Linked DNA regions of Homo sapiens: region 1 is linked to region 2. Evidence: chromatin loops called from intact Hi-C (ENCODE). Cell type or tissue: gastrocnemius medialis. All regions are shown on one strand. Each heading gives the region's core, and the rest is flanking DNA. Links, peaks and the distances in the headings are about the cores only. Region 1 overlaps FHIP1A (FHF complex subunit HOOK interacting protein 1A). Region 2 overlaps FHIP1A (FHF complex subunit HOOK interacting protein 1A).

Region 1 (4,000 bases), core at 1-4,000, 100 kb after region 2:
TCCCAAGAAATTAAACATAGGTTTAGTACATTATCCAGCAATCCCACTTCTGGGTATATATCTAAAAGAATTTAAAGCACGATCTTGAACAGATATTTGTACACCCATGTTCATTGCAGCATCATTCACAATAGCCAAGAGGTTGAAGCAACCTAGATTGTCCATTGATGGATGAATGGATAAGAGAGTATGTTATATATATACAATGGAATGGAATGTTATTCAACCTTAAAAAAAAGAAGGAAATCTTGTCATATGCTACAACACGGATGATCTTTGAGGGTATTATGCGAAGTGAAGTAAGCCAGTCACAAAAAGACAAACTGTAGGATTCCACTCATGTAAGGGATCTAAAATAGTCAAACTTAAAGAAACAGAGGGTAAAATGATGGTTTCCAGGAGCTAGGTGGTAGGGAAAATGGGGAGTTGTTCGGTGGTTACTGAGTTTCAGTTTTGCAAAATGTAAATGTTTTAGAGATCTGTTGCATAACAATGTGAATATAGTTACCACTAGTGATTTGTATGCTTAAAAATCATTAAGACGTTAAATTTTATTTATGTGTTCTTTATCAATTTAAAAAATGAATAATTAATACAGATTCTTCACAGACTCTTTCAAAAATTAGAAGAGGAGGAAATACATCTCAACTCATTCTATGAAGCCAGTGTTATTCTGATTCCAAAACTAAACAAAGACACCACGGGAAAACTCTACACTAACATCTACTATGAATATGGGCTCCCCAGTTCTCAATAAAACACTAGCAAATGAAATCTAGAATAAATAGAAAGGATTATACACTATGATCAAGTGGGATATATCAAACTAGGATTGTAAAGCTGGTTTAAAGTCTGAAAATCAATTAATGTAATACATCATATCAAGATAAAGGAAAACATCATGATTATCAACAGCATACTCAACAAATTAGAAATAGAGGGGAACTTCCTAGCAATCTGATAAAGGGCATCTATGAAAAAGTCAGAGCTAACATTATACTTAATAGTGAAGAATGTTTTTCACTAAGATAAGGAAGAAGGTAAGATATCTTCTCTCCTCAATTCTATTCAAGATGGTACTTAGTTCTAGCCAGGGCAATTCAATAAGAAAATGAAATAAATGCATTTATATTAAAAGTAAAATAATCAGTATTTGTAGATGACATGCTCTTGTATGTAAAAAACTAAGGAATGCACTAAAATTGTTAGAATGAATGAGTCTAGTAAGGTTGCAGATACAAGATTAATGTACAAAAATCAATTTACAATAACATCAAAAGAATAAAATATGAATAAATTTTTACAAAAGAAGTGCAAAACTTGTGCTGCAAAAACTATAAAACATTGTTTAAATTAAAGAAGACCTAAATAAAAGGGAAAACACCCAATGTTCATAGACCAGAAGACTTAATATTGTTAATATAGGAATACTCCACAAATCGATCTACAGTTTCAATGCTTTTCTATAAAACTCCTATCTGGCCTATTTGTTGAAATAGATAAGCTGACTCTAAAATTCATATGGAAATGCAGTGGACCCAGAATAGTCAAAACAAACTTGAAGAAACAAGTTGGAGGACTCACCGTACCTGGTTTCAAAACTTTCTACAAAGCTACAGTAATCAAAGCAGTGTGGTGCAGGATAGACATACAGACCAGTGGAACAGAATTGAAAATCCAGAAATAAACTCATATATCCATGGTCAATTAATTTTCAACAAGATTTCAAGACCACTCAGTGGGAGAAAGAATAGTCTTTTTAACAAATGGTGCTGAGACAATTGGATATCCATGTGCAAAATAATAAGGCTGAATCCACACCTCATGCCATATACAAAAATTAACTCAAAATGGACCAAAGACCTAAATGTAAGAGCTAAAACTATAAAACTCTTAGAAGAAATCATAGGAGTAAATCCTTGTAGCCTTGACAGTGTTTTCTTAGATATGACACCAAAAGCATGAACAACAACAAATGAAAAAATTGATAAATTGGAAATTATCAAAATTAAAAACTTTTGCCTTCAAGGGACAACAGCAGGAACTTGAAAAGACAATTCACAGAATGGTAGGAAAGTTTTGCAAATCATATATCTGATAAGATACTTGTACACAGAATAAACAACTCCTACAACTCAATAATAAAAAGATAAATACACCCTGCTGCTCACCCTTAACAGTGAGCGGTAGGGGTTACTATGCAATCTGATAAATTAACAGTGATTTGCAGGGGTTACTGTGGCAATGGATAAGAAGGAAACCTAACTGAGCTGGGGAAAGGAAGTGTTGGATGGTAATATTGTGAGACAGAACAGAAAGGTTTCTTAAGGGAGGCGATGCCTAAGCTAAGACTTTGAGAATAGATAGGAGTTAGCCCATGGGGGAGTCAGGAAAAGGCATTGCATTTAATGGAACCACGTGTGCAAAGACTTGGAATGGGAACAGAGTATGTTGCTTCTAGCTAACGACAAGTATATGACCTGCCCTGAGGATAAGAGATGTTTTGAGTTAGGCTAAGTACAGCTCTTTCTTTACAGCATTGTTGTAGATTTCATTGGCCAGATTTTAAGCCCAACCTGCCTAGAAGACAGACTAGCATTTATTCTCCTGTACAAAGAATGAGAGCTTAAAATTACTTAAATGGGCCAGTATGATTGTTAAAAGCTTACTCTCAAAAGGGTACAAAGATTTTACAATACACCTTTGGGTATCTCCCCTGTTTGGCAGTTTACCTTCTCTTTTTGGAAATCAGTGATTGATAGAATTCTTGTGTTTTAAAGAACTTTTTAGAAAAGAACATTATCTCACCCTCAGCACAATGGGAAATGGAACCAAGGAAAATGCCCCAAAGCCAAGAGAGGAGCTGAGCTTGAGGCTAAGAACTCTGAAGGGAGACTTGGCTAGGTTATATGCAATTTTCTGCAAGCCCTGTCTTGTAAATAACTAATGGCATATTTGAAAATAACTCAGGAAAACAAATTACCTAAATAGGAGATTGTGTGTGTGTGTGTGTGTGTGTGTGTGTGTATGTGAGAGAGAGAGAGAGAATTGGAGAATTGTAGGTAGAATGTTTATCTGTCTGGATCTTTAAAAGTTGGAAATATGAGCCCAGACATTTTTGTAGGAAGATAATTCTGCACAGTGGCATAATTCCAGACACTGGCTTTCTAATCAAATCCTATAGGAGAATTGATATCCTGAATACACATTCTCCCTGGCAGCAGCATGCTTTTTATCAAAACTGCTAAAAAAAAAAAAAGGCCATTATATTTTGTAATTCTGATTTATTTACTATCTGTGGGGAGTAGAGTTATCGTTCCAACATCTGAACTAGAATGTGTGTCTCTTGCTTCCCAGCTTTGTGTGGTGTCTCTGGCATTATTCAGAACTCTCATTGGTTTACATTGTGAAGATGTGATGTTACAGCTAGTTCTAAGGTGAGTTGCCTTTTTTGTTTCCTTTAAAGAAAAATTCACTTTATACTTTATATTACTTTATATTCATATACTTTGTTATTTATATACTTTATATTACTTTGGTTGTATAAGCTAAAAAGGCGCCAAGCATCTAAGGAAGAAAATTATCACGAACATTAATTTATTTTTTGCATTGTTTCCCAAGGTTAATTTTATTTGTACTATTAAAAGTTTTTAGAGGGCCATATGCATTATATTGTAAATATGCTCCTGGAAATTATAGATAGAATGCTTGAAAATGTTCAGAAGTATTATAAAAGCTATTCTGGTCTGTGGCTGAATGTCTTTCTCCTGAAGTGCATTTATAGGGGACTTTTGCTATTAAAAGCAAGTGTTCCAAATATAAAGTGCTTTTGATATATAATTTCTATGATTTTTGCTTTGATAATGATACACACAGTGTATTCTCTCTGATCTGTGAGTATATTTCAGTTAAATTCAGTAAAAATTTGATGAGTATTTGCTGTGAACTGAAAGGTAGCAAAGGTTTGTCCTTTGGACGGAAGTACAGGTGGGAAAGGTTT
Region 2 (17,022 bases), core at 7,585-11,584:
CTTGAGGGAAGATGCAAGAGACACCTGCTGAGTATCAGTATGGTTGGGGGCAGGGAGGACAGCAGGAAATGCCTTTGGAAAGGAAGTGTTGCCTGTTCGACATGTAGAAACTTGAGGCTCTTTGGTTTTGAACTAAGATACTATAATAAATACATGACAGAAATAGGAATCAAATTCTCAAATGGTGCGTCAGCTCCATCTCTTTTGATCAAAGGGCTTTCTGGCTCTGAATTTTGATGATTATCTTATTTTATTTTCACTTGCAGAAAGATCATTCTAGCATTGCTTACCTCTCATCCCATACTTATGTGACTCCAGCCCTGATTAAAATAGACTGAAATTAAGAGAAATCTTCTAAATTAAACAAAAAGGAAAATTTACTGAAAGAATTCTAATAGGTTATGGAACTCAGGCTCAGCTGGGCCTAAGGAAGATTTTACATCAGGAATTAGAATGCTAGCTCAGCACCCTATTCTGTTTTCTTTCTTTCTCTCACTAAACTGGCTTTCACTCCACATGGCTAAACCAGGCTGCACTATAGCTTCTGAGTTTATGTCTCAGTTATTGAAGCAACTTGAGAAACACATTGAGCATTTTCCAATTGTATTTTCAATTCCTGAGAGGAAAAATCGGATTGACTCAGCCCATTTTTTGCCCAGCAAAGGTGGGAGGTAGAGCAGCCAGGCTCATCTGATGCCAAAATGGCAGTGCCAGATCTCATCCTTGAATTGGAAGTATTGGGGGACAGAGAAGGGGGTCTTGGCAGATGCCCCCAACAAATTGAAAATCCCCACTTCAAATTACCCAGATTTCTAAAGAGGTGTTTGCCATTTGTTGAATAACTGTTTTGAAATTTCATTGTGGCATAATGAGGAATTACATTTATTCTTTCCATTTAATCAATTTAATCATTTTAAAAACAATTTAGATCTGTAGTGTTTTCCTGAAGCTAATGTTTTGCTGCTCACCTTTGTACTTCTTTTTTTTTTTTTTTCATTTTTAATTTTTTATTGATCATTCTTGGGTGTTTCTCGCAGAGGGGGATTTGGCAGGGTCACAGGACAATATTGGAGGGAAGGTCAGCAGTTAAACAAGTGAACAAAGGTCTCTGGTTTTCCTAGGCAGAGGACCCTGCGGCCTTCCGCAGTGTTTGTGTCCCTGGGTACTTGAGATTAGGGAGTGGTGATGACTCTTAAGGAGCATGCTGCCTTCAAGCATCTGTTTAACAAAGCACATCTTGCACCGCCCTTAATCCATTCAACCCTGAGTGGATACAGCACATGTTTCAGATAGCACAGGGTTGGGGGTAAGGTCACAGTTCAACAGGATCCCAAGGCAGAAGAATTTTTCATAGTACAGAACAAAATGAAAAGTCTCCCATGTCTACCTCTTTCCACACAGACACGGCAACCATCCGATTTCTCAATCTCTTCCCCACCCTTCCCCCCTTTCTATTCCACAAAACCGCCATTGTCATCATGGCCCATTCTCAATGAGCTGTTGGGTACACCTCCCAGACGGGGTGGTGGCCGGGCAGAGGAGCTCCTCACTTCCCAGTAGGGGCGGCCGGGCAGAGGCGCCCCTCACCTCCCAGACGAGGCGGCTGGCCGGGCGGGGGGCTGACCCCCCCACCTCCCTCCCGGACCGGGGTGGCTGGCCGGGCGGGGGGCTGACCCCCCCACCTCCCTCCCGGATGAGGCGGCTGGCCGGGCGGGGGGCTGACCCCCCCACCTCCCTCCCGGACGGGGCGGCCGGCCAGGCAGAGGGGCTACTCACTTCCCAGTAGGGGCGGCCGGGCAGAGGCGCCCCTCACCTCCCGGACGGGGCGGCTGGCCGGGCGAGGGGCTGATCCCCCCACCTCCCTCCCGGACGGGGCGGCTGGCCGGGCGGGGGGCTGACCCCCCCTCCTCCCTCCCGGACGAGGTGGCTGCCGGGCGGAGACGCTCCTCACTTCCCAGACGGGGCGGCTGCTGGGCGGAGGGGCTCCTCACTTCTCAGATGGGGCGGCTGCCGGGCGGAGGGGCTCTTCACTTCTCAGACGGGGCGGTTGCCGGGCAGAGGGTCTCCTCACCTCTCAGATGGGGCGGCCGGGCAGAGACGCTCCTCACATCCCGGACGGGGCGGCAGGGCAGAGGCGCTCCCCACATCTCAGACAATGGGCGGCCGGGCAGAGACGCTCCTCACTTCCCAGATGGGATGGCGGCTGGGAAGAGGTGCTCCTCACTTCCTAGATGGGATGGCGGCCGGGCAGAGACACTCCTCACTTTCCAGACTGGGCAGCCAGGCAGAGGGGCTCCTCACATCCCAGACGATGGGCGGCCGGGCAGAGACGCTCCTCACTTCCCAGACGGGGTGGCGGCCGGGCAGAGGCTGCAATCTCGGCACCCTGGGAGGCCAAGGCAGGCTGCTGGGAGGTGGAGGTTGTAGCGAGCCGAGATCACGCCACTGCACTCCAGCCTGGGCACCATTGAGCACTGAGTGAACGAGACTCCGTCTGCAATCCCGGCACCTCGGGAGGCCGAGGCTGGCAGATCACTCGCGGTTAGGAGCTGGAGACCAGCCCGGCCAACACAGCGAAACCCCGTCTCCACCAAAAAAATATGAAAACCAGTCAGGCGTGGCGGCGCACACCTGCAGTCGCAGGCACTCGGCAGGCTGAGGCAGGAGAATCAGGCAGGGAGGTTGCAGTGAGCCGAGATGGCAGCAGTACCGTCCAGCTTCGGCTCGGCATCAGAGGGAGACCGTTTAAAGAGAGGGAGAGGGAGACCGTGGGGAGAGCGAGAGCGAGAGAGAGAGGGAGAGGGAGAGGGAGAGGGCACCTTTGTACTTCTTAACTGCTGGAAAATTGACTTTATTATTGTTATTATTTTTATTGGTAACACAGGGGCTGAGAAGTTAAAGGTCTGCAATGCTTCAGTATAATGCTCTGATAATTAAAAGGTGAATTTCTGTGCATGAAGAAATTCTGTGAATCATAAACCATAGTTCTTTTGATTGTGTTTATACTCTTTCCAGAGAGGTTCAGAAATGAATAACCTTGAGATACTCAGACCTCACAAGGTTTACTAGCTTCAAAGATTCTGATTTTATTTATAGGCTGCAAAAAACCACTCAATGAAGTTGGTTGTGATTCACTGCTTATCACCTTGGGCTATTGCCACTCAATGCCAGGAAGGTATTGAATTTTGTACAGTGAGAGAGTAGAATAAAAACCGTGTAGCTCCAAACAGAAGCCCAAGCGTTATCTCAGGTATTTCTCATAGCTTATTGAATGGACCCAGGCCAGTGGCTTCAGATCTGAGTTTTTCTGCTTCTCCCCACCTCTGTGAGAAGTGAATACTTTGTCAATACAGCAGCTGCTTGGTTCTTTTGGTGACTGAAGGAAGAGCTAATAGGAACAGTAATTTTCATGGCCAGTTGAGTAGTGGTCTGACGAAAAATAAATCTGGATAAATTATGCCTTGGCCTGTTAGAGTACCCCTGTTTCACTCCCAGCTTTGATTTATGCAGTAGTGCTCCTCTACTGCCTCTTTAAAATCTATGGTAAACAAATTTTCTGTTATATGCAAATTTGAGAAAGGCGCTGAAGTAGATAGCTATGAAATGTACATCATGGGTATCTGCTGAAACCCATTGTCCGTTCTGTCGAAATATAGAACTCATTTATTTAAACCAGAAAACACGAAGTGGAACAAATTTTGGTTGGAAGCTAGGTAATAAAATAAATGATACATGGAAAGGGACCCCAAAGGTGCTCCAGAAAAGCTGGCATAGGATTGGAGGCCAGGCTAGGAGGAGGTGAGCATTGGGTAAGGCTTCATGTAATGGCTCCTGCAGGATTGATACTGCTTGTTATTTTGACTGTCATTTTTTAAATTATGTATTTGGATGGGGGAGCAGAGGGAAACTTTGCTTTTAGGTTTTTTCACTGTTGTCGTTTGGTTTTTGTTTGGAGGGTGTTGAATAGTCTTTCTTTTTTCATTCCTTAATGGAACCTTATCTCAAGGAGAAAACCAGCAACATTTGGCTTTGTTTCAGTCTTAAGAAGTGTTAGAATAATATTTTCCCCCCCTTCAGCTGAGGCTACAAATTGTGGCAAAAGTATGAGAGCTTCTGGACTTTATTTGGTGTTTCACTTCATGGAACTTCTTAAAGTTATCCTATACTTATTGTAACTGGGGTGTTCTACCCTCCACCTGCCCTCTGGTTGCTTCCTCTGGTAGCCTGTCTCTGTGAGAGGCATCTTGAGCCCTTCTCAGTTAGATGGGTCATGTCATTTCTCCCTCCCGGTCTTTTCAGTGAAGTCCAACAAAGCAGCTTGGTAAATGGCTTTCTGCCTCCTCATGGCCTCTTTCACAGGTGGGTGTAGGCTCCCCACCTACTTTATCTCTGGTTGCAAAGAATAGAGATACCCTCCTGTGACCTCAGGTAGTGGGAAGCTTACTGTTAGATCCTAGGAAAAAGGAATAGCTAGGCTTCAGGAAGGGCAAGGGCTGAGGAGAGCTAGTCACCTAAGAGGCTGGAATCAAAAGGCTGAGGGATTGTGGACTGTCATTCTGGGAGTCCGCCGTTATTGTAGCCTGCTACTCTCTGAGTTGCCCTTGTGTCTCAGATTTACCTGCTTTGCTGCCTGCTGCCATCTAGCTTTACCTCCTAGTTCAAATCCCCAGGATAATTTGAAAGGCTGAGCTAATTCATGATTATCTCTGACATTAGAGCACATCATAGGTTAAAGGCCAGCCTAGGGATTGTTTGCTTCTAAATCAGGTTCCCATCACTCATTCTGTCAGGTTCCATTCCCTGTGACTAGCAGGTTGATGGTGTGTGTATGTTTTGGTACAGGAAATCATGTCTAAGGCTGCCCCCGAGCAGTGGTTGGCAACATAACCTGTGCCCTTTGTGGGGGCTGTGGGCAGGGAATGCATCACAGCTGGGGTGAAGAGTACACTCGTGTCCATAAGATTCTAGAAGGATGGAGGTTATCCCCATTTTGAAACTGAGGAAATTGGAGCCAAAAGAGGTTAAGTACTTTGCTTAAAGTTACAGACTTAGTAAGTAGCAAAACTGTGATTTGAAGCCAGATTTATTTGACTCCAGTAGGCCATGGCATGTTTTTCAATTTTGAGTTTTTCAAAGATGAGGTGGGGCCATATTGAAACTTCACGAACAGTACTGGCCCTTTCTTATTCTTGGAGAGGCTGTAAAATTTCAGAACTGTTTTCCCTAGTGTCACACAACCAGAGTAGTGTCCTATGTTTTCATCTTTAGGAAAATGCCTTCTAAGAAAGATTCTGAGTTTGCGTTTATTGAAAATAAGTCGTTCGAACTCAATGCTCTGGAGTCAATACTGTCCTCACTATAGTACAACTAAATTCAGGATTGGAGTGGGGGTGGTTCTTCAATTGAGAAGTCTCCTCCTGAGTTGGAGAACACTAGAACTGAGCATTCCTGAAGTAGATCCTGTCAGTCCTGCTCATTTGCCCTTCACAGGTTCTGTACACAGGTTGTTTTCCTCCTTTAGGGTTTTATGGTTGCCCTCAAGCACATGGAGGCCCGAGACCAGGGCAGTAGGTAGGCACCTGGCACATGGTAGGCATACGATTCATATTGGTTGGGTAACTAGATGAAAGTGGGTACCCATGTGGCTCCACTGCCTCTCCTCAGTTAGGTACCTTCCTGATGAATCACTCTTTCCTCATGCTACAGATTTGCCATTTCTTTTTGTTCAAATTTTACCAGTCTTGGAAGAGAAGGCAAGTTTTCTGTAACCTGTTTAGGGAATCTTTGGAATTCTGTTTGGGCTTCTCTAGTGGTTCAACATTCAACTTCTGTGGTTTTGACCATTTTTAATCTTGTAAATGAACTCTGGGAAAACGTTTGCAATTGTCAACTCCTTCTCTTTCCTGCCTCCTCCCCTCTTTTGACATGGCCTCTTTGGTGGCGTTGTAGTGACTAACAAACAGTATAGATTTTGGAGCAGCCAGACAGACCTGAATTTAATTCTCTGCTCTGAAACATTCTGGCTGGGTGACCTTTGGCAAGTTACTCAGTCTCTCTGAGCTTGGGGCAGGTACAAAAACACTTAGCATAGTGCATGGCATATGGTAATGTCTCAAGAAAAGTTACGTGGTGCTAATATTATTATAATAATAATCAGGATAATTGCCACATTTCTTTCTAGGGCTGTCAATGCTTCTTATTCCCAAAGTGGGGAGCTGTTAACTTTGTCTGCAGCAACACAGTAATGGACAGGAGCCTTAATGCATGGTCTTTTTGTTTATATTCTGTTGTCACCCTAGAGTTTGAAGTATTTCAAGTGTTTTAAAGCACATTTTGTATGAAGATAATTATCATGCTTCTAATGTATTTGGGAGCTGAGGTATTTTAATTAATGATGTGCCAGCAACCCTTTCAAATAGGGTGAAGTGTGATTTTTAAGGCCTTCATCTGCTTGGTCATAATTAGGGACATTTGGAACGTTCAGGCATAATATCTGCTGATTTGCACACTTTCATTAAGCAATCAGGACTGAATGACCAAGTGACCACACTTTCATTGGATCAGGTTCCAATTGTTGAGGTGGAGGGGCCTTCTGTGCTTTCTCCTCCTCTCCCCTGCCCAGTTTTTCCTATAACATTTACACACATTCTGTGTTCATCTAAAACAACACTACTGTGCGTATTTTTTCAAGGCCTTGATTTTTGTAGAATCCCTGTACCGCATTTTCTTTTTTCTTCTTTTTTTTTTTTGCCTTATGAACCAGTCTGGCCGAATCTCTGTTAGAAAGTAAAATTTTCATATGAGACAGACTGTTATGGGAGTGTTAAAGGTGATTAATAATGTAAATGAAAAAGATGAAGTTCATTCCATGAGGGAGGGAGAAGAAGAGTTCTCTGAGAACTGAAAGAGACTGTTGATTTCATATCTAAGCTCCATAAAGAGAGGAACCATGTTTGACTTGTTCACTGTTGTCTTCCTTGTACCTAGCACTGGTCCTGGTACAGAGTAGAATTTACTGAATAAATTTATGTGCAATGCATGCCACTTACGTAAATTACATTGGTATCTACAAGGACAGAGCCTAAGTCAGAATCTGGATCTCCAGGGCCCAAAAAGAAGTATATGAAGAAGAGAATGAGGTAAAGAAGGCAAGAATTTAAAAAATCAACACAGAAATATATAAGGAATGTAAAAGAAAGTTACAAAATAAAAAAGGTAAGTTTTGCTCAGTAGCATTTTATATGGAAGAAATGTAGAGTATGTGGATACGTGGCATCGCATATTTCAATGCTGCTATTTGATTATTTTTTTAAAAGCAGAAGTTGAGTAGCTACATGACAGCTCTGCTGTTGTTTGGTCTATATCGTTTTTTTGGTTTTGTCATTGCGAAACTGGGATGATTTTCAAGCTCAGAGTCTTCATTATTTTTCCCCTTTCCACCTTAGGTTTATAGTTGCTGTGTTGAATTTCATAAATCTTTTTCTTGCTATTTACACAGATTGTGTAATTTCTAATCTACTTTCATTTGCCAGATCCTTTGTACATTAAGTGGGTCAAAAGCTAGTACCTCAAGTATCTTCATTCAACAGGATTTTGAGTTTTAAGCCAGTCCTCCAAACACACACTCTGTTGTGCAGTTTTCATGGACAAGGTACTCTTTCTTTTTCTACCCTCATGGCCACTCTCATTACAGACATCCAGAGGTGCCACAAGAGCCTCCTGGAGGAAGGTTAGCGTATGCTCCTTTAGTACTGGGGCACTTTCAGGCAACACAGTGAGTGCCATCCTTATGTCCTAAAGCTAGGTAAGGATTCTAACTCCTGAATCAGATCAAAGAGGAACTTGGTGGGGGGTGCTTTCTGGGATGGCGGTGGAGTCAGGGAGAGGACAGACATTTCCTGAGGAATAGGAGAAACAGATAATAGGAGAACAGATAGTAGGAGAAGACATACTGAGACTGGGAAGAAAAATAGGTTTAATTGGACTTAGAGTTCCACATGGCTGGGGAGGCCTTAGAGTCATGGCGGGAGGTGAAAGGGACTTCTTACATGGCAGCAGCAAGAGAAAATGAAGAAGCAAAAGCGGAAACCCCTGATAAACCCACCAGATCTTGTGAGACTTATTCACTGTCACGAGAATAGCATGGGAAAGCCTTGCCCCCATGATTCAATTACCTCTCCCTGGGTCCCTCCCACAACACGTGGGAATTCTGGGAGATTCAATTCAAGTTGAAGTTTGGGGGCACAGCCAAACCATATCAACCTTATTGATGTTTTTGCAGGTGAGTGCAACACTCGACTGTCAGATAATAATTGTAGCCCTTTAGCTGTGGAGAGAGATCTGTACTAGCTACCCACTCTAGGGCTGGAGCATGTATATAAGGGAGTCAGTTTAAGGAGTGTTTTTGGTGGTATGTAGGATTTATTTCCCCAGCCTGGTTGACGTGGCAAGACCCTGTCTTTACAAAAATTTTAAAAAATTAGCTGAGCATGGTGGTGCATGCCTGTGGTCCCAGCTACTGGGCTGGTGGTCGGGGTTGGGGGGCACCTAGGCGGGAGGATTGCTTGAGTCCAGGAGGTTGAGGCTGCAGTGAGTTGTGATTGTGCCACTACACTCCAGCCTAGGAAACAGATCGAGGCCCTGTCTCAAAACAAACAAACAAACAAACAAACAAAAAAAGGATATATTTCCTTTGGCTCATTGTAACACATAATTGTGACTTCCAATTTTGTAGGCATCTAGAAAAATTAGTTTTGAAAATTTGTAGAGTATGCCTATAGAACTGTTTACCAATCCATCTGTAATTATTTATTGATCACATAACATGTGACCAGGCCTAGCCAGCCCCTGTTCAGATAGAATAGTAAAATTTGGTGTAGGGTTTTTTAACTATCATTCTGTTTGTGATTTAGGTTATTAGGGAAAGCCCATTTACCCTGAATTCAAGACAGGTAGCCTCCGGGAGTTCTGAGTGGAAATTCATCTGTTTCCTCTGTCATTTTAGAGAAGGTGCTGCACTTGTACTTTCAGCAGTGGATTATGCACAATCAACCGTGATGAATATATGAGCATTTTTAATTAGTCTTCATGCCTGTGTCTAATGCAATCAGAAACCCTGTATCAGAGTAGAGATTTGTAATCAATCATTCATCATCTTCTGAGGCAGATATAAACCCATTTGCTTTTAGCCTGCAACTTAAAATATCTGCTTTAGAGAATTATTATTAACCAGGCAGATATCTGTAAATGAAGTATATTTTGAGCATGTAGACTTAAATCTCAAATTGTAGATTGCTCTGATTAGTGTAATTGTGAGAATTAAGGTGTCTCTAGCTTTCAGTCTGTCCATAGAAAACCTACCAAAAGACAAAATAGTGTTAGATAAAGAGTATCAGACTGGCGTTAAGGAAACCTGAATTTGAGGCCCACCTTTGCAAACTCCAGTTTTCTCATCTGTAAAATGAAAAGAGGATTGAAATAGCAGCTATTTAAGTTCTCACTATGTTATGTTAAAGGTATGTTACTTATAATAGAAACACTAATAGTAAACAACATCTGGGAACCATTTAATATGTCCGTGGAGGCACATGGAGCTTCTATTGTGTCACCTTTCCCCATATTGCTCCTATGAGGTAGTTACTATAAAAAGGCCACCTCTGTCCTTAGCTTGGGAGTTCTTGTTGGGGAGGCTGATCTCTGTAAGCTGAAGATTTAGAGATGTCAGATATGAATCCACAATGGTTATCTAAATAAAGATCATTGAATTAAATATAGAGTTCTGCAGAGATGATTTTTTGTTTATCTTAGTGGGTCTGTCAAAATTCTGCAATTAAAGTAAAATTGACAAATTATATTTTCAAATTTAACTGACAACCAAGTAATTATAGTGTATTTATCTGCTGTTAAAATAATTTTTTCCCCCAAAAGTGAAATTCTAGAGAATCCAAGAACAAGTTAATCCTCAGTGTTGATTAGCAGCATTAGTGAGCATGGAGAAAATGGATCACTAGTTATTGGAGTTTAAAGCAGTACAACTTTTGAGGAGTCCGTTTACATCAAAAGCCTTCAGATATTCCTACTCTTTGAGCTGATGTTTCCACTTCTGGGATTCTAATTGAAGGACAAAATCATGGGTATGTTCAAATGCTTAGTTAAAAGAATGTTCCTTGGCTGGGCATCATGGCTCACACCTGTAATTCCAGCACTTGGGAAGCTGAGGCAGGAGGATCTCTTGAGCCTAGGAGTTCAAGACCAGCCTGGACAGCGTAAGGAGACTGTCTCTACAAAAAGTAAAAAAATCAGCCGGGTGTGGTGGTGCACACCTGTAGTACCAGCTATATGGAAGGCTGAGGTGGAGAGGATTGCTTGAGCCCCGGAAATCAAAGCTGCAGTGAGCTGTGATTGTGCCACTGCACTCCAGCCTGGGCAACAGAGCAAGACCCTGTCTCAAAGGGAAAAATAAAGGAAATTCCTTGCACAGTGTTTATGACACTGAAAACCTAAAAGCAAACTAAATACCCAGCCACGAGCAGATTGGTTAAATAAACCCATTTAATGCCAAATATGTCATAAAATGGCACTCTCTGGGGACCAGTCTTTTTTCCTCCAATAATTAAAAAATCAATCTAGTTATACTTAGTAATTATAGGAATTTAGAATATACAGATAAACAAAACTAAACATACACAATCCCACTTTCCAGAAGGAACCATTATTGACATTTCCAGTTATGTCCTTCTGGAATTTACACTATATATACATATCTATGTGTATATCTATGTGCATATGTGTATGTATGTCCATACTTATATGTGTATTTGTAACTACACACACAGAAATGTGTGTTTAGTTCTTTCTCACCTATTTACTTACTAACAATCATTCAGACTGTACAGTTTAATGAAACATTGGGATCATACCTTATTTGGCATTTGTTAAAACTCCCAGTGCAAGAATAGTGCCTGGCCTGTAGAAGGAATTGAATAAATATTTGTGGAACAACTGAATGTATCTTGACTATCATTCCAGGTTCACTGTTTAATTCCAAAAGATTATTTTGATGACTAGGTAGAACTTCATAGTGTGTATGTACCACATTTAGTTGTTTCTAGTCTTTAAGTATAAAAGCCATTGCTGAATAAATGCTTTTGTCCCTTAATTTTCAACACATTACAATTTGTTCGTTACAGTTAATACTCTAAAAATGGAATTGTTGGATAAAAGGTTATGTGAGTTTCTCACTTTTGGTAGCATTGCCAAATGCCTTCTGGAAAGAGTGGGCCATTTTATATTCCCGGTGAAAGAATGCACTGTCTGAGTTCACACTTGAGAACATGAACTTTTTTTTCCCCCCAATAAAAATGTTTATTGGGATAATTGTAGATTCACATGCTGTTGTAATAATTATACAGAGAGATCCTTCCTACACTTTGCCCAGTTTCCCCCAGTGGTAACAGTTTACAAAACTATGGCATAATGCCATAACCAGGCTATTGACATTGATACAGTTCACACATCTTCCTTAGTTTTACTTGTGCTCTTTGTGTGTGCCCGCATTACATTCTACAAAGTTTGCCATCTGTGTAAGTTTGTATATCTACCACCAAAGTCAACATATTGAATAGTTCCAACACTATGTGGGTCCCTTCTATTGCCCTCTTATAATCACACCACTTCCCTCCTGCCCTCCCTGCCCCCATTTTCCCATACATCATCCCTAGCAACCACAAATCTATCCTCCATTTCTAAAATTTTATCGTTAAAAAATGTTATATAGGTGGAATCATACAGGATGAAACTATTTGAGATTGGCTTTTTTCGCTCAGCATAATTCCCTGCAGAGTCATTCAAGCTGTTGTTGGTATCAATAGTTCATTACTTTTTATTGCTGAGTGGTATTTCATGGTATAGATGTACCACAGTTTGTTTAATCATTTACCTATTGAAGGATATCTCAGCTGATTCTGGTTTTTGGCTCTTAGAAATAAAACTACTATGAACATTTGTATACGGGTTTTTGTGTTAACATAAGTTTTCCTTTCTCTGGGATTAATGCCCAGCAGGTCAGTTGCTGGATTGAACAGTAGTTACATGTTTGCTTTTTTATTCTTTATTTTTTTGTTTTTTTGACAGTGTCTTACTCCGTTGCCCAGGCTGGAGTACAGTGGCATGAACACGACTCACTGCAGCTTTGACTTCCCAGTCTCAAGCGATCCTCCCACTTCAGCTTCCTGAGTAGCTGGGACTACAGGTGGTCACCACTAACCCAGCTAATTATTTTTATTTTTTCTGGTAGAGACAGAGTTTCACCATTTTGCCCAGGCTGGCCTTGAACTCCTGGGCTTATGTGATCCTCCCTCCTCAGCCTCCCAAAGTGCTGGGATCACAGGTGTGAGCCATTGTCCCAGCCCATGTTTAGTTAAGAAACTGCCAAATGTTTTCCAGAGTGACTATACCACTTTAAACTCTTACCAGCAAGTGATCTAGTATCTCTGCATCTTTTCTGACATTTACTATTTTCACTGTTTTTAATTTAAGCCATGCTGATAGATATGCAGTAATATATCTTTGTGGTTTTAATTTGCATTTCCCTAATAGCTAGTAATGTTGAACTTTTTTCATGTGCTTGTTTGCCTTCTGTATTTCCTCAGAATTATCTCTGTTCATGTCTTTTGCCCCTTTTCTAATTTTTTACTGTTGAGTTTTGAGAGTTTAATATTTTAGACACTAGTCCTTTTTCAAGTATGTGGTTTGCAGATATTTTTGCCAGTCTGTAGTTTACCTTTTCATCTTCTTCACATGGGCTTTCATAGAGCAAAAGTTTTAAGTTTTGATGATGTTCAATTCATCAGTTTTTTCTTTTACAGATTGTGCTTGTGGTGTCAAGTCTAAGAACTCTTTTCCTAGCTGGTATGGACTTTTGACTCATCCCTTAGAGACCCTCTAACATTGGTCATAATTTTGCAGCTTGAGGTAACTGTGTTAGAAATTGGGTTGGAATATCCTTTGTTTTGTTAACAACTAGACTATTGTTTTTTCCTTTTTCATATCTTTAGCTGGAGAATGGTACAGCTCTCTTTTATTTCAGGCTGTCAGAGCTTTTCTGAAATGTTGCAATCCTGCTTCAGAATAGGGGCATCTGAGTCTTGGCATTCATCCCAGTCATAGCCTCTTTTGCCAATTCTTCCACAATTTCTGTAATTGTAACATGTAAAAGAACTCTTCATCCTGACCAGGAAGGATGGTGGTGAATGTGACAGTGGGGATTCATGGGTAAGGGATAAATGACTTTAACTGAGTCAGAAGCAGCAAACTTTGAGGGGTTTGTATTTCATGTTGAGAACGTTCCCTTAGACCATAGTAGTAGTGGAGTATAAGGAGATGGTTGAGGGTGAACTCTTTAACCTCATGGCCTGGTTTTTCATCCTGGCTCTTCCCCTTACTAGTTGTATAAGCACAGGCATGTTTCTTAATCTCTCCTTTCATCAATTTCTTCAGTTGTAGAATGAGGATAATAATAATAGTACCCATTTTATAGCGTTGTTCCAGGATTAAGTTGTTACATGTAAAGTGCTTGGTATAGGGCCTGGTAACTGCTCATAGTTGTTAACATTTTTATTATTTCACCTCTTGCATCTGTCCTGTCACCTGAAGTACTTTTTAAAATGCAGATTCCTGGATTTCCATTCCCAGACCTTCCAAATCAGAATCTGAAGGGATAGGGCCCTAGGAATTGCATTTCAGAAAGATTCCCACATGGTTCTTAGGAATGCTAAAGTTTTTGAATAGTTACCTTGAGCCATTACTATTTCTCCATGGTAAGTGAGCTCTCTAGTCTTTCTTTAGAGATGTGGTTGGGTACTTCTGCAAAAGCGCATACCTCCTCTCTAAGAACACTTCTGGTGTTGCCAGAAACTAACCAAACTTTCTATACAGAGTCAAGTTATGGCGGAACTGTGTATCTAGCTGGCTCAGTGGCATGCACACTGGGGTCAGGCGGATGTGAGACCATAGAATGTGATGAGTTCTATGACAAACTAGAGCATGAATGTTATATTCAAAGGTCTCCAGATGAAAATAAAACATAAATCTGTGGGCTGGATTCAGTATTCTGGCTGCCAATTTGTAATAGTTTTACATAGGTATGGAGCAGTGTCTTTAGGTGAGGTTGGGAGGGAGAATATAAATTTGCAAATCTCTTTGTCAATTTTCTTGTAAGTGTGCTGCTCAAGGCCAGTATTTTTTCTACCAGCCGTTCTATTAGGGATTATTGTCCAGTGTAAATATTGCAAATTAAACTCTGGGGATAACCTTAGGCTATATAGATAGCAGTATATGCTTCCTTTTTCAAAAACGATGACTCTGTAGCACTTCTCCCCCAAAGGATGTGGCAGAAAGCCACAGATATTCCCTCTCTGAGAGACTTAACTGATACTTTTTTAAGCAAGAATAACCATGATTAAAGTTACTGTTTTAAGTTAGAGACTAGCTTTTGAGAATACAACTGACTTCTTTTTATAGTACAGTAGACGTGGCCAGGCACAGTGGCTCACACCTGTAATCCCAGCGCTTTGGGAGGCTGAGGCAGGTGGATCATCTGAGGTCAGGAGTTCAAGACTAGCCTGGCCAACGTGGTGAAAATAAAAAATTAGCCGGGCATGATGGTGGGTGCCTCTAATCCCAGCTATTAGGAAGGCTGGGGCGGGAGAATAGCTTGAAACTGGGAGGCGGAGGTTGCAGTGAGCTGAGATCTCACCATTGCACTCCAGCCTGGGTGGCAGAGGGAGACTCTGTCTAAAAAAAAAAAAAAAAAAAAAAAATACAGTGGACGTTCTCTTAACCAATCTATGTGGTTCCCTGGTTTACCAGTGCTTTCCATTCTCTCTGGAAAGTACATTGACTCTCATGCCCACTCCCTGCTGAGTGCCCTGTCTGGTAGGCTATTTCCCATGTGTGCTCAAGGTTCCAAACATTTCCTCCCACTGCTGAGTTGTGTGCATTGTTACAGTAATTACATAGTTTCATTAAATAACAAGTATACTGATGAAATATGTGTGTGAAAAGGAAATTGTTTATTTTGATGAAGTTGAATTAATTGGAAAGACTAAAGGCAACTTGCCATAAGATATTGGTGTCAAATTGGATGTGGAAGAGAGAACTCTAAATGATTGGCAAAGATGTTTAAAATATGGAAGGATTCTGCACTGAATTGATTCATACTGAGGTTCTTCTCAACTTCAAGTAACCTAAATGGGAAGTTAGGTTTATGCAAGAAAGACAACTTTGACCTTCAATCAGCAGACCTGTACTTAAAGAAATAGCCTTGGCCTATGTGAAAATGCTGGCAAATAAATTTGCTTTTTTAAGTTTCATGATTAAATATTTAAGATAGGAACATATGTGTCATTTTTTAAAATGATTATGTACCTTAAATGGTATTTTCTCTTAATCTACAAACCATCATCCCAGTTGCAATAGAGTTTCTGTAGTTCCATCCCACAGAGCTATATTGCTAATAAAATAGAGTAGTTGACCAAGACTAGCCTGCAGCCAACTTGGGAAGAGGATCTCTTTTTACAGAAAACAGTGCTTTCAAAAGCGGACTATCCAGAAATACCTCATATATTTTTTTAAGTTTGATCCTTTCACTTTATACCTTAGTTCTACCTAGTTTTAGCTTTTCAAATACTTAAATATAAGTAAGTATACATTTCATAAAATGGTAAAATCGACATTTTATCTTCCTGTGAAAAATTTCTCATTAAGTGGTGCTTATTCAATATAAAGTGATTCATTTTTAAGCTCAAAGGTGTTCAGAATACTCTACAGCAGTAAAATTGGGTATAATAAACTATCCTTACTTCAGACATGAACTGATAAAGAGTTTCTTATATAAAATCCTAGTGGTAAAAATAAGTTTAGAAAATAAAAAATATTAACAGTCAGCTTATATGGCCAAATCTTTGTTCTGCTCCCATTGTATTTTCTGGGTGTGTTTTGCTCTCCTGAGTCAGGCAGCTGCTTTGCTGCTTAGGTTATTCCCAGACTTCTCAGGGCTCCAGGAGCATGAGCTTCTATGGCTTCCTGGTCCAATGTTCCCCCGAGGCAGTGATGTTGAAGGTAGAACAGACAAGACAACTTGGATAAACAACTACATAAAAATTTTCCTTATCTTGACTTTGGCTCCAGTCCATGAGTGAGACACAGTAGAATAATATCCTCGTGCTTTTTGAGTATGTACGTACCTCCTAAAGCTAACCAGTGAGTCATCAGCAGACTACTTGATGAAGCTAGTGTTGTTACTTTTCTCTAGGGTGTTCATCTCTTCCCATTAAGGACTTTTTTTAAGATATGCTACACTAGTTTTTAGACCCTCTCTTGCATTAGTAACAAAAAGACTAGAGATCATTGTTTATTACCTGTGATGGTAAGTACCCAGGAATATTTGTTGAATGAATGAACTGGTTTGCCAGTCTCAACAGACTTGTATTTGCTAATAACCCTGAGTGAAGAGGGACATTATCAGTTAGGTTAATAAAGCATTAAGTTGAGAGTGGGAATGTTAATGCAGGCATAATGGAGTAAAATTGCCTGGCCTGAGCTGGTAATTGGAGTTTAGCCACTGCATATACATTTTTACAGTCCTTTATGTTTCTTTCTCTTTTCCATCACGAGAGCTCATTCTTTTGAGACTCATGTCTGTGTCATCAACATCCAATAATATTCATTAAGCTCCTGCATGCCAAGTACTGCTGGGTTTCGTCCCTTTTAATGAGTGTGACGTTTAAGTTGAAGGATAGGCTTTTATGCAACACTGCTTTGTCCTGGAAGGAGTAATCTGTGAGTACACATGATTTTGGCACACTGTTTTCCTCAGTTCAGTGAGCTAATTAGATCAATCACATATTTTTGTTGGCAAGCTCTGGCTGCTTCTTTAAAACAAGGGGTAAATCAGTGTGCCTTTATGCTGGGAGATGTTATCAGACCTGGGCTCTGTCGGTAGTAGCCATTAGTGGGTTCTTT

The links. Hi-C counts contacts between places; a loop is a spot of excess contacts. Peaks named below come from ENCODE experiments on the same cell type or tissue, not always from the same donor. Only the 100,000 strongest peaks of a DNase experiment are listed, where the experiment ranks them.
Region 1: it touches region 2 in a loop (2.4-fold over the local background); 2 of 110 quality-filtered maps call a loop at or near these places.

Annotation. Positions count from the first base shown.
Region 1 is chr4:151,635,320-151,639,319 of GRCh38, forward strand. FHIP1A (FHF complex subunit HOOK interacting protein 1A) reads left to right here. Exons shown (of 14, transcript NM_001109977.3): 9 at 3,358-3,437. Among named protein-coding and RNA genes, the nearest start is that of GATB, 120 kb to the right of the region's middle. In gastrocnemius medialis, for the core only: no CTCF peak of the experiment used is centred there; no DNase peak of the experiment used is centred there; H3K27ac peaks cover 126 bases.
Region 2 is chr4:151,524,768-151,541,789 of GRCh38, forward strand. All of the region lies in intron 3 of FHIP1A (FHF complex subunit HOOK interacting protein 1A), which reads left to right. Among named protein-coding and RNA genes, the nearest start is that of FHIP1A, 120 kb to the left of the region's middle. RefSeq lists an enhancer at 1-284. In gastrocnemius medialis, for the core only: no CTCF peak of the experiment used is centred there; a DNase peak (open chromatin) is centred at 9,597; H3K27ac peaks cover 3,626 bases.